Linked DNA regions of Homo sapiens: all the other regions are linked to region 4. The links are chromatin contacts, found by Hi-C or POLR2A ChIA-PET in ENCODE. All regions are on one chromosome and are shown on one strand. Each heading gives the region's core, a stretch centred on a gene start or an enhancer-like site at or near the end of the contact. The rest is flanking DNA. Distances are from core to core; before and after follow the strand shown. Region 1 overlaps ARID5B (AT-rich interaction domain 5B). Region 2 overlaps LOC107984012 (a long non-coding RNA gene). Region 3 overlaps ARID5B (AT-rich interaction domain 5B). Region 4 has its middle 81 kb from the start of ZNF365.

Region 1 (3,034 bases), core at 367-2,866, 420 kb after region 4:
TTATGGAGGGTAGTCATGTAAAAACGTTATATATAGTTATATATACACATTACACACATATATATATATATAATGTTATAATAGTATCTAAAAATTTTTCTTAAGCTGAGGTCTCCCTTCTGTAAAATTCAAATCTGGTAATCATTGACTCAAGGCTACTAAATGGCCCTGATGAAGATGTTATTTCATTAACTTTCTTAACTAAGATGTCAAAGTAAATGTTAAGCTTTGACAACAGACTGGAGAAGAGACAGAAAGAGAGAGAGAGTGAGAATGGAGAGAGAGAGGGGAAGGAACTAGCTAATTATTTATTTCATGACTTGTTCTCTCCTGCTGTCAATATGGGTCGGGTATAATGTAAGCCATTTTCATCATCCAGTACAAACTGAATAGGAGAAAATGGAGCTGGAGTGATTTTAGTTGCTTGGAAGTAGACACTTCTTAATCTCCAACTATTGAGTAAGTTAATGGTCTGACTTTTTGGACATTTCATCTGAGAATAAATAGAGAGGTCAGTTACAGTCAGGCCTAAATGCAGGGGCATAGCCTCATTGGCTTTGCCAACCTGCTTCAGGTCCCATTTATGACAAAATATGAGATTATTCATTGAAGACTGGCATTCCAATAAGCCCAGAAAAGTTGAACAGAACAAAAAGGTTTGAACTCTGGGGGCAGGGAGGAGAAACATTCTTTCCGCAATCATTCTTAGCACCAAAAAACCATCAGGCATCACTGAGAAGGCGGCTGCCCGGTGCTCAGTTTGCCCTGTGTCCCATCCTCCCAAACAACTTGTTATAGTAGCCAAAATCAAAGCTGATTCCCTCCACCTCCTCACTTTTTGATTCCTGTGGCAGCAGCAACACAGAAACCTAACTAGACATTAACAGCCCTCCAAACACTACATGCCAATCAAAAGGCTGCACACACATGGTAAAATGGGTTCCTATGGTAAAAATAAAAGAGCAACAATGGTGGCTATAGAAAGAAGCTTAGGAAATATTTTCTTTTCTTAGAAGGCAGTAGTTGCTGTAGCATTTAAGGCAGTAACATGCAGAAAGGCTTAGACCAAAATTTCTGCAACATCAATGAAACATGCAATCAATATCATACATTCTACTGTATCATACTTATATTGTACTAATTTTGATGAAATGATTGGGCGGTTTCAACCTATGTACCACGAAGCAATCTGCACACCTCTGGTATGTTTCTGATATCTAACTATAGAAGTATTTGTCTTTGTCCTCCAAACTCTTTTATAGCACATGGTATGCATATTTCAGCATCCAACATTATTAACTCATGAGCAACTGTCAGTTGATGGTTATCTAACACATGGGGTCTGCACAAAAGGGATCCTTATTTGGGCAAAAGCTCTTGTCTGCACCAGTCTGTCTATATTTTCCCTCAGAATAACTTTATTTGGATCATTATTCGCTGTTAGTGGAAACTCGGAGGCTGCATGTATGGCAATCGGAAGGTGGAGAAATAAATCCTTAACAAGTTCAAACACTTAGCTGATATTAAAACCATTTCTAGCTTTGTTAGCTGAAAGCAAACGCTCCATTGCCCTCTCGTGGTGAGTCGATGGGATGCGGTGGGACGACCAAAAAAACCCGCAGAAACTAACAAAAGAGTTTACTCCAATACAGGTGACAACATTCATCTTGGATAGAAACAGCCACAAATGACAACCTTATGTTGTTTTATATGTTTTAGAATTTACATTTTCAGCCCTCTTATGTGGAGATTGGACAAGGTGGGGTAGGTGGGGTTTGTAATATGGAAATTAGAACTTTGTCTTTCTGCAATACAATGACTTCACTATATTTACAACCATAGCTGCTATATATGTGGCAAATTGATTTTTATGAGATTTAGAAACTTAAAAAAATCATGCTCACATTTTAAAAGCTCCTTTAAACCAAAAATAGACTGATGTTCCAACTGGTTTGGAATTATAGGAACCAAGGAAAGAAGTCTGAATAATTCCCTAATATGGAAGAAAAACTGGCTTTTTTTCTTTTCTTTTTTTTTTTTTAAATAAGGAACAGTTTGTTTCTGACAATAGGCAACATGTGGGACTTATAGAACCAAGTATAGGTACAGAATTTATCTTTCTATATTGTCTAAAAATAAAATTTTAAAAAATTCTGAACTCCAAATTTAATAGTCAGTTACCCAATTGGGTATTTATCTTTTAAAAACACCATTTAAAATTTCTGCTGTATGCCTTTCAACAATTTCCTGCCTAACAGGCCCATCCCCAGAAAGCAAACAAACCTGGTATTAAAACAGACTGAAGAGCTTAAGAGAAAGCTGGGGGAGAAGTCAGGGCAAAGTACATGAGAACATAAACTACTTTTTTAAATCTTACTACCAGTAAATGTACCATTTTTCTCTTTTATGTGTCTTCTCTTCAGATAAAAGCCACTCCTCCAACCAGCATTACAGAAATGCTCTGTATTTTTATAATATGATTTTAGGGGCAGATTAATCTCAAATTGGCTTTTCCACTCAAATGTGGAAGTTCAGTTTTGCAACAACAGTTGTTTGATTTTGTCTTTGAATTAGCAAAGTTCTTAAAGTAATTTTACTATAAAATTAAACAGCTGGGAGTTCTTTAGCAAAACATGACAACTCTTGTTCTTCTTTGTACTATTGTGCAAGCTGAAATACCCTTTCTTTCATGTCTTTATATTCCAAAATGAATTCCCTAGTTACCCTTGTTTAGCTTTAAGAAAAATAATAAAGAAGGGGGGCGGTTTTTGCTGACCTCTGAAATTCACAGGCTTTTAAGCACAGGGCGTTTACACAAGGTGCGTTCTCAAAGGGCTTTTGTTTAATTCCTATTATGGAATGAAAAATGATATTTTGCCCCAATACAATGCCAATCTTTGTGTACGGCAAAGCTGTTGACAAGTATTTCTGTGGAGCAAGGCATCTTATGCCGATTTCGCAGATGGGAAAACTGAAACATCTCTAAATGGTGAGGAAATATGGGACTAAGATGTTCATAGAGGCTGGAATTAAA
Region 2 (2,968 bases), core at 315-2,814, 460 kb before region 4:
CACACCTTTACAGCATGAGGGGATATCAGCCTGTTCAATGTGGTTAAAGGGAAAACAGTGAAACCTGAGTTGACAAGAGGAGAGGAACATCCACAAAAGGGGAATGAGCACAGAGAGAAATCAGTCAGAACCTCAGAGGAAGGAACTGTGCTGGGTGTCACACTTTATAAAACGTTAACTAGCTCTTCCTCTGACATTATGAATCTGATATGATTTGCAGAGACAGTGGGGCCAAACGAACAGAAAATTCATTCCAGCCTAACATTCTTCTCTTCCATTTAGCAAGTGTCTTATTACTAAAGTTTATTTCTCTCAAAACTTGGTCTCTGTGTGGCCAGTTGGTTTTGTTCTGTCCCATGGGACCAACCAGGCTCTTAACCTGACCCTGCACTCTGGCACTCAGGGACCAAAAAGAAGGAATGATGTATGCTCCCAGTAAATAATAGTGTGTAGATTCCAGTAAAACAGTTCAGAGAAGGGTCTTGTGAAAATGGGGCTGGAGAGGAATTGTCTTGATGTGAGAAAGGTAGCATGCATAGGGTGGCTGTTGGATATCAGTGTTTTCCAGAAACAAATGGTGTAGTGGAACCATCAAAGGACAATGCTGAACTCAACTCTTTCTTGAAGTCATAGGAGGTGGGACATTTGTGTCTTGAAAGAAGATTACATTAAGCCTGTTGCCTATTCCTTCTCTCCTTCCAGAGCTATAAGTTGGTGCTGTTTGCCAGGGTTGGTGTCTACAGAGGGCCAGGGGAATTCCAAGCGAGGGACTCAAGGAGAGCTTCTTGGACTCCTCAAGGTAAGAGACGTGGTGAGATACTTGAGGATTTCTGGTTCCCATTCTAGTGCCTGCAGCATTAAAGAGCCAACAAGGACTTAAGACAGAAGCCCATGCCAGGAGTAAAGCATGTAAAATAGACTCAAAATTTGTCTGTGCCAAACCTCTTAGGAATGGAGTATCTGCTTAATGAAGGAGAACCCATCCATATACTTAGGAGTTGGAACACCAATATATGAGAGTTCTCAACCTATGGGAACTCTAAAAGTGCTCTTAAATTTGAATTCCCTCCCTTCCATTCTGGCCGAGACTTGGCCCCTAGGAAAATAGCAAAGTGCAAAGGTGTTGACTCTAGTCAGTTAATAGATCCACTAGTGTTTCTGCATTACTCACTGTTAGTCACCAAGCATTCACTAAGCATCCACTGTGAGCATGAACAGGACTACAGGCTGTTAGTTGTGTCATTTGCTGATGTGTCTGCCCTCTTCTACTGCTCCTACTTCCAACGTCTATGTAATATTTTGTATCTCCTGACAATGCAGCTGGGTTGGGTACTAACAAAGAAGGCCAGAATGAGCTCAAGGGTATTGCATTATTGCTGGAAGAGTGTTCCCATTAATAAAAGCTGGCATTGTGTAATGTCATTCACATATTACTGTACATGAGATGATGCAATGTGATGCTGGCCTTTGATTCACCCAGAGCTTAATGGGAGAATGAGACTGGTCATTCCAAATCCCTGAATTTTTACCACTGAGAATCATAAAATATTAGAGCTGGGAGGGACTTTAGAGAATAGCTCACCCAACCTCCTTTGTTTTACCAATGGGAAATCTGAGGCTTATGTTATTCTTTGTTGAATGTACCAACTGGAATCTGGCCAAAGTGCCTGTTTCTACTCACAAATGTAACGTTTGGAAACAGATTGGGTCCTGTGCCATCTGCTACCATCCTTGGTAGACTAGAAGACTAGGAATCCAGAATAGTTCCAAACCGTCTATGCACTTCATCTACATTATTAGCATCCCGGTTCCAGAAATTCTCTCCCTGAGGGTACTAGTATGTGGCACAAAGGCAGGGAAAATAAAAATAATTCTTGTTTTCTTATAATTTCATCTGATTCATCACTGCATCAAGGTGAGCTCGCTAATCTTAGATCTCAGATCTCCAGGGCATGGGCCCAGCCCTCTTTGATACAGAGCTATGAAGGCTGTCCAGCTTTGGTAGCAATCTCAATGGCATGTTTTTGTTGGACCATTTAAAAAATGACACAGTCCCCATTGGAGCTTGCACCTGTGTGTTTGTCTACCTTCTGCTGTATCTCCTTAATAGGGGAGGCAGGTAGTCTACCTGTTTAGAATGAGTTCAGGCTACGTAGTCTACACAGCATCAAGATATGGAATGTGTAGTTCACAATTCACTTTTGCCTGAATTATTTGTGTAATTGTGGAATGGGTTAGAAAGGGCATTTTAAAGAGTTATTCTTGGCTGTGGTAGGCTTTGTTCAATGGAAACATGTTTGGCTCTGTGTGAGCTGGCCTAACAGAGAAGTCATGGACAACATCCTCTTTCTTAGGAAAGCTTTCAACTGAAGAGTACTGCAAAAATCTTGGGGACACAGAGCCAAATGAAGCTGTTGACCCAGGGTTGGCCATCACAAGTGTTTTGTAGCCAAGGAAAAATTTGCCTGGGATCAAGATGCTTAGCAGGACTCCTGAGAGTGCCAGAAAGGAGACTGGAAATTAGTAGAAGTTGCTTCTGTTTTTGAGAAGGGCCCTTCTGTGTTTACATAATACAGAGTTTTTGAAATAGAAACCCCTGGCCAGAAAGTTAGAGGCCAAGAGAAGAAATAGAAATTAAATGAAATTCTTCCTTCGGCCTCCCCCTCATCTCTGTAAAAATAGACAGAGACTTCCTTTTCCACTTACAGATGGGGAGGGCACTGTTTTGCAGTTAGAGCTGAGTTGTGAGGTTGAGGCAAGCTGGGTTGGTGTTCGAAGAGAATTACCATCTCTTCGAATTGAAACCCATACCCTAAAGGGTCTTTGGATTGGGAAATAGTGCAACCTCCCCATGCATAAGAGTAGGAGGCACTCCATTTAACTCTAGAACACCATTTTTTGGCAAGCCTAGCATCTAGGCTTAACTTAGCTACACCCTTCTCCTACTTTATTAGAAGCTGGGCATTGA
Region 3 (3,164 bases), core at 354-2,853, 490 kb after region 4:
TTTGACAAAACACCAATCACACACTCCCAGAAAAAAGAAAAAAAACAACTGTAGGGCTGCGAACACGGCTCTAAATATTTCTTAAGTTTCTACTAACATTAAAAACCACTGCAGTTTCTTTCGTGGTTTATTATGATATCACCAAATCCCCTCCATGTATTTATAGCCTTGTAAGTCATAATTACCAATCATTTACTCTAAGACCATAAATGCTTTTTGGTGACTTAACGGATAACTAACACTGTTAGTCGATGGATGAAGGTACTGCTCATATATGGGAAAATTTATTCTAGTCCAAACTTTAGGAGTTCATCTGTCAGATATTTTATGCCTCTATTCTTTTAATGATTCATTTACCTGCATAATATTTGTATTCAGAACTGCGGTGTTTCTAGCCAACGGCAGAATGCTCAGCTGAATTATCTTTTTCTTTCACAGCATAACAGAGTGGAGCACAGTCAAATTGAAGATGGCCTTCACTACACTGTCAGAATTAGATTGTCTGGCAAATGATCCAGGCCTATTTCTCAAACCCACATGTAATGTTCTGACTACCAACGTGCCCGTAGAGTCATTAACAAGCATCCTAAAACATGCTGTACATATTTAAATGATTAGGAGAGGAGTATGGATGATGAGGCTGTTTCTAATGGTGCTTCAGCTTTTATCAATTATGCAATGCAACACAGATGTGAGCCTTCACCTTTGTTTTTTGTGTGCTGCTAAAGTGCACTCCCTTTTAAAGCAGTGTTTATTTCCTTTTATCTAGCTTAAGCTCAGTGCTTGGGCAAGGGGGTTGTTCCAATGCAGACAATCCGAAGGATTCAACCTTGGCAAATCACCTTTGGCGAGGCAATTTCTGAAGAAGCTCATTTTACCCAGGACTCAGTTGTGCAACGTTATGCAATAACTGTTTGGGGCCAGTTGGTAGTAATAACAATTACCGTTTCCCTCACCCTGCTAAGATCTGTATTCAGAAATTGCCGAGAAGGCCGGGTGCGATGGCTCACGCCTGTAATCCCAGCACTTTGGGAGGCCTAGGCTGGCGGATCACCTGAGGTCAGGAGTTTGACACCAGCCTGGCTAACACGGTGAAACCCTGTTTCTACTAAAAATACAAAAAATTATTCAGGTGTGGTGGTGAGTGCCTGTAATCCCAGCTACTTGGGAGGCTGAGGCAGGAGAATCACTTGAACCGGGGAGGCAGAGGTTGCAGTGAGCCGAGATTGCACCATTGCACTCCAGCTTGAGCAACAAGAGTGAAACTCCATCTCAGAAAAAAAAGAAAGAAAGAAAGAAAGAAATTGCCCAGAATTGAGACACTGAGGTCCCCAAGCCCAATCAAGGGGCTAGGTATCAAACCACTGATAAGAGTCTGAGCATCTGGAAGGTAAGATTCATGCCTTTACTGTTCCTACAGCATTTCATCCTCTGGTGCTCAGTTAACACTGTAACTGACACGCGAAAAGGGCAGGTGCACGGTGGGTTATTTTCAGACTTCACATCTGTGTGGCAGTTACACTTCTGAGCCTATAGATTAATTCAGCGCAACCGGTTCCAACCCTTTCTAGCTTGTTGTTGACACGAGGCTTGCATGGTCTCAGAAGGTCTCAAAGCTATCGATAACCTAGGTTAGGCTGTTGCCCAAGAGAAAAGCCTCAAAGGAAATGACTTAACTGTGGTATACACTAGCGGTACCCAAGTCAATGTTAGGTGGTACATGGATAAACATATTTTTTATTTTAAGGATTATATATTTACCTTCACCATTAATTATAGCAAGTGATACAGGTTTTCCATTTACAGTGATGATATAAAATTTCCTACTTAAAGTTCTTTAAATTAAAAAGCAATTAATTTAAAGAAAAATTAAGTAAATAATAAAACAGTGTTATTGGTATGGCAAGAACTATAAAGTTGCTTTATAAATGACTAAAGTCTAGGATATCCTGATTTAAGGCTTAAGAGTTTAATAATGCTACCATGTATCAAGTGCTTTATGGCACCAGAAAAATGTCCATAAGCACCTGGGATTCTATATGTTATTAAATCCTACAGTATCCCTATCAGATAGATTTATTATACCCATTTTACAGATGAGAAAACTGATACTCTACAACTTGCCGAAGGGCATAAAGCTAGAGATTGGGGATCCAGAGTGCTAGTCTATGTCTGCCAGACTTTTAGTCCCTTACCACTACATTATGTTGCTGCCAAGTACAAGATTTAAGGTCTAATCATCCATCCATTCATCCAACATACCTACGGAGCACCTATGATATACCTAACAATGTCCTGGATTAAAAGAAGGGGGCCCTCATTTCCTTCCCTTCAAGTAGCCTAATCTAGTAAATGGCAGATGAGATCTTGGTCAGAGGGGAAAAAAAAGGGCTTCTCATCTTGGGCTTCAACTCATGCTCAAGGAGGCAGGCTACATTTTGGCCAAAAACAATATGCAGAACTCCCTACTTAAAAGACAAAACTCATAATCTTATAAATATTTAGAATATTTATAAGTGAATATTTAGAATATTTTATAAGTGAGCAGGAGACTGATTCCTATAATAAACACATTGCTGTTAAAAGAGGCAAAAGGCTTCCAAAAGAATCCTTAGGCAAGTCTCATTTTATGAAAACCCTATATATAAAAATTAAGCCATAGAAAATGTGTTTCCATTACAAAACGTGCTCCACTTTACCAAAAGGAGTTTCAGTAGGACTTCCTACTGTTGTGAGCTTCCTTGGAGCTTTCTAAAGAGAAAGTAACTACTGAAGACATTACTGTACGTAGTATTTCCATGCTGTCCAGACAGTAGAGAATGAATATTACCTATTGTCTCCTGTTGTCAAAATTTATAATTTGAAAATATAAAAGAAAAATATATGAAATAAGACAGTCATGCCCTTCCTTCCTACACATTCATGAAAAAAGAAACCCTCCAATCTGAAAGAGGAAACCCACCAACCAAGCGGGTAGACACACATCATCCTTGTTTTCCTTCTTCACAGCATAATGGTTCTGTGTTCTTAAAGGAAATCATCCAGCAGTCCTTAACAAGGAGTTCATGGACCAACTTCAGGAGGGGGCTGTTCATGAGTGTCCTCAAATGTCATTCAAATTTTGTGGATGTAAACGTTTTCTGGGTAGACAGTCCATAGGGTTC
Region 4 (3,217 bases), core at 437-2,936:
ACACATGTTAAGTAAATGCTTATTGTTGTAATCACTGAGTTTGTGTGTGTGTGTGTGCATGTGTGCGCACGTGTGTGTGTTTTAACTGAGCATCATTGTGGTCACAGCTAAATAGCATTACAAGAAAGACAGATGCTTACTTTCCTGCTAGTCTAGAATCTAAGAGGATATGAAACCAGAGCTACAGCTGTGGTCACCACATAGAACTTGAAGATGAAGTGTGCAGACTGAGGACAGCTGAGCTGAAATCGAGTCCCGCTCACATTGAGCTCTCAATTTAGCCTGGTCTAATGCCAGTTCTGCCTCTGATCTTGTTTATATGAGCCAGTAAATTCCTTTTGTATTGCTGAAATCAGATGGATTTGGCTTTTTCTATCCAACTTGCAATCAGAAGAATCTTAACTAATACCAAAGTATACAGGTAACCAATGATAGAAATAAATTCATAAAAATGAGAAGAGAGGGGTGGGGGAGTGGCGTACACAAAATAATTTCTCATCTTACACGGCATGGACAACATAATGTTCAATTCAGTAAATCAAGAAATATAAATATAGGCATGTTTTATGGAGATGATCATGGGAAAGGACTGAAATAAGAAATAAAGTTGGTTTTACTGGGACAGAGAATATGACCAAGGGATGAGGTGTTCATTTTTTTTTTTATCTTATGGAGATCTGTGGTGTCCCATGGGTGGCCACTAGCAGCAGTTGGTCATTTAAATTTAAATTAATTAAAATTTAAAATGCAGCCTCTTGTTCACAGTAGCAGCATTTGTAGTGCTCAACAGCTAGCTACATGTGGCTAGTGGCTACTGTACTAGATTGAACAGATATTGAATCTGTCCATCACCATCACCGCAGCAAGTTTAGTTGGACAACGCTGTAGTGGAGTGTCAGGAGTCACTGTGTAAAGTCAATGAATCAAACAACAGAAGTTTAAATACATCATTCAAAATTGCCCCATCACGATTTCATGGTACAGGCCCTGGAGGAAAAACAGCTTAGTTTCCTTTCAAATCCCAGCTCTGATACTTACAAGTTACTGAACCTTGGGTAAGTCACATTGATCTTTCTGTACTTCAATTCACTTATCAGTAAAATGGCAGAATACATGCAGACCTTTCTCACAAGGTTGCTGTGAGAATTAAATAACCAAATATATGTAAGTTCTTATATTTTGTGCCCAGCATGTGGTAAACATTCAATATTTACTTTTTATTTTCTATCCTTCTCTAAGTTAATTTTATTTTACCATATGCACATAGTTTAAATAAACTATGTATATATGAGATTTATAAATCAGTATTTAAATATAAATATAATATTTAATTTTTATCTCTCATATACAGTATATGTACATATACATATATCTCAGCTCCAGTTCATGGGATTATAGATGCTTTCATTTTCTTCTTTGTACATTTCTATAGTTTCCAAATTTCTGTATTGAACATGTATTATCTTTATCACCAGAAAAAAAAGTTTTTACTTTTAAAGATACCAACATATTTTGAGATGAACAGTGTTCTACATCTGGATCATTTGCTTTTGCTGATTTAGTCCACAGGGGCCCATTACATAATCTGTTGTTAGCCAACTGGGGCTTCATGACCTCTTTCCTGGGCTATTACAAAATCCTCCTGGCTGGTCCCCTTCCCTGTCCAGCTCTCTCCCAGCCTCCCTGTGCTGTCTCCACAGTGCTGCCAGAGTGATCCTTCCACAGCACAACATTTATAACACTCCCCTGCTTAAAACCTGTCAGCGTTTTTCTGTCCTTTACAAGTTAACTGCCCAGTCCAAGGCATGCCCCACCAAAGCCTTCTTATTCTAACCTTGCCTGCCTTTCCAGTCTTTTAACCCCCCACCAAATGTATCCAAGTCTCCACCCACAAACCACAAGGAGGAACATTCTTCTACCCCTTCTCCATTTCCAGTTGGAAGTCCCATTTATCCCACAAGATGTGCCTAACTTTGCACTAATCTCCAAAAGCAGAGCTCAGAGCTCCCACTCCAATCAGCACCACTGTCTCAGAGCCTGTTCTACTGAACAGCAATTATTTGTTTACATTCCAGACTCACCCTCAAGTATGCGCTCCTTGAGGGTGTGGCATCTTTGCCTTCCTGTGTCCAGCCCAGAAATTGACACCAAATAGTGCTTAATAAATGGTTGTTGCACGGATTCAGGAAGAAATTGTTTTAATTAAGATAGTAAATGTTCACTGCAGAAAATTAGAAAGTCTAGATAAATCAGAAGCAAAGAAAAAAAAACATGAAGCACATGTAATACCACCTCTCAGTAACATCAACACCTTGGTATATGTCCACAAGCTAGATTAGAGGTTCTCAAGCTTTCTTGGTTCATGGCACTCTCAGTGTTTCCGTAAATTTGTCTAGCATTTTAGACCAAAATAAATTATGTTTATTATGTAGTTTAGTCCAAACACCTTAATGGTAGTATGTAGTTCCCAGTGTCCAAAGGTGTCACTGTGTTTCCCTAGAAATTTTAGAATATATTGGGATGGGTGTTGCTGTGAATTCACCATAGTGCCCCAGGATTCCTTGGCACACAGTTTGGGAATTACTGGTCTAGACCTTCTAAAAGGATCTTTTAAAATACAATACATTGTCATATTGTACAGACTTTTGTTAACCAATGATTTGTATTTAATAAGAAGTAATACATGACTTTCCTGCTTGGTAACTGCTTATCTACCAATAGCTAATATTTGATAAGTACCTGGTAAGTTCCCTATGAGGAAGGTGTAATGCTACATCATTATCTTCATGAAGAAGCTGAGACACTGAGTTGTACATGAACAGCAAGGTATACGTTTAAAAAGGAAAAAATGAAAAAAGAAACTGAGGCACTGGCAATTTAAGAAACTTTACCAATATCTAACAGGTAGTAAGTTCACAATCAGGCTGCAAACCCAAGAAATCAAGTTTTAGAATCCGTACTCTTTTAACCTTCACAGCATCATTTAAATGGGGTGTGAGGCTACAATGGTGTTCTATGGTAAAGATGTATTACAACTTACTTAAATCATATCCCAAATATTAGACATTTAAATTGTTTCCAAGTTTTCACTATTTTCAACAATCTTGAAATGAACATCTTTATGGCTACATACTTTCATATTTATTTCCTTGGAGAAAAAAATCTATAGAAGTAGAATTTCTTTGTCAAAGAGTACAGTTTCTCAAAGAACTAAAAA

The links. A loop is a pair of places that touch in the nucleus more often than their neighbours do. ChIA-PET counts read pairs that join two places held with the same protein, here RNA polymerase II (POLR2A). Pooled maps may share reads with other maps.
Region 1: a loop to region 4 is called in a map of OCI-LY7, with 3 times the contacts of the local background. The contact joins two enhancer-like sites. A Hi-C loop is called at or near these places in 1 of 168 maps with a recorded cell type or tissue (OCI-LY7), 15 of 37 single-sample maps with no recorded cell type and 5 of 50 pooled maps. POLR2A ChIA-PET finds 5 or more read pairs at or near these places in 1 of 52 experiments (B cell).
Region 2: a loop to region 4 is called in a map with no recorded cell type, with 2.0 times the contacts of the local background. The contact joins two enhancer-like sites. A Hi-C loop is called at or near these places in 3 of 37 single-sample maps with no recorded cell type and 1 of 50 pooled maps.
Region 3: a pooled map shows a loop between it and region 4 (3-fold over the local background). The contact joins two enhancer-like sites. A Hi-C loop is called at or near these places in 1 of 168 maps with a recorded cell type or tissue (OCI-LY7), 1 of 37 single-sample maps with no recorded cell type and 2 of 50 pooled maps. POLR2A ChIA-PET finds 5 or more read pairs at or near these places in 1 of 52 experiments (OCI-LY7).

The regions. Positions count from the first base shown.
Region 1 is chr10:62,037,378-62,040,411 of GRCh38, reverse strand. All of the region lies in intron 4 of ARID5B (AT-rich interaction domain 5B), which reads right to left. Among named protein-coding and RNA genes, the nearest start is that of ARID5B, 140 kb to the right of the region's middle. Within about 2 kb of position 1,616, at least 25 of the 41 ENCODE cell types and tissues checked have a DNase peak (open chromatin) inside an H3K27ac peak, as active enhancers do; they include OCI-LY7, where a contact is called at or near this core.
Region 2 is chr10:62,914,792-62,917,759 of GRCh38, reverse strand. LOC107984012 (a long non-coding RNA gene) reads left to right here. Exons shown (of 5, transcript XR_001747465.2): 3 at 703-799. Among named protein-coding and RNA genes, the nearest start is that of EGR2, 100 kb to the right of the region's middle. Within about 2 kb of position 1,564, at least 3 of the 41 ENCODE cell types and tissues checked have a DNase peak (open chromatin) inside an H3K27ac peak, as active enhancers do.
Region 3 is chr10:61,959,875-61,963,038 of GRCh38, reverse strand. The region is part of intron 3 of ARID5B (AT-rich interaction domain 5B); the gene reads right to left. Among named protein-coding and RNA genes, the nearest start is that of ARID5B, 60 kb to the right of the region's middle. Within about 2 kb of position 1,603, at least 4 of the 41 ENCODE cell types and tissues checked have a DNase peak (open chromatin) inside an H3K27ac peak, as active enhancers do; they include OCI-LY7, where a contact is called at or near this core.
Region 4 is chr10:62,453,685-62,456,901 of GRCh38, reverse strand. It overlaps a transcript of ZNF365 not described here. Among named protein-coding and RNA genes, the nearest start is that of ZNF365, 81 kb to the right of the region's middle. Within about 2 kb of position 1,686, at least 9 of the 41 ENCODE cell types and tissues checked have a DNase peak (open chromatin) inside an H3K27ac peak, as active enhancers do; they include OCI-LY7, where a contact is called at or near this core.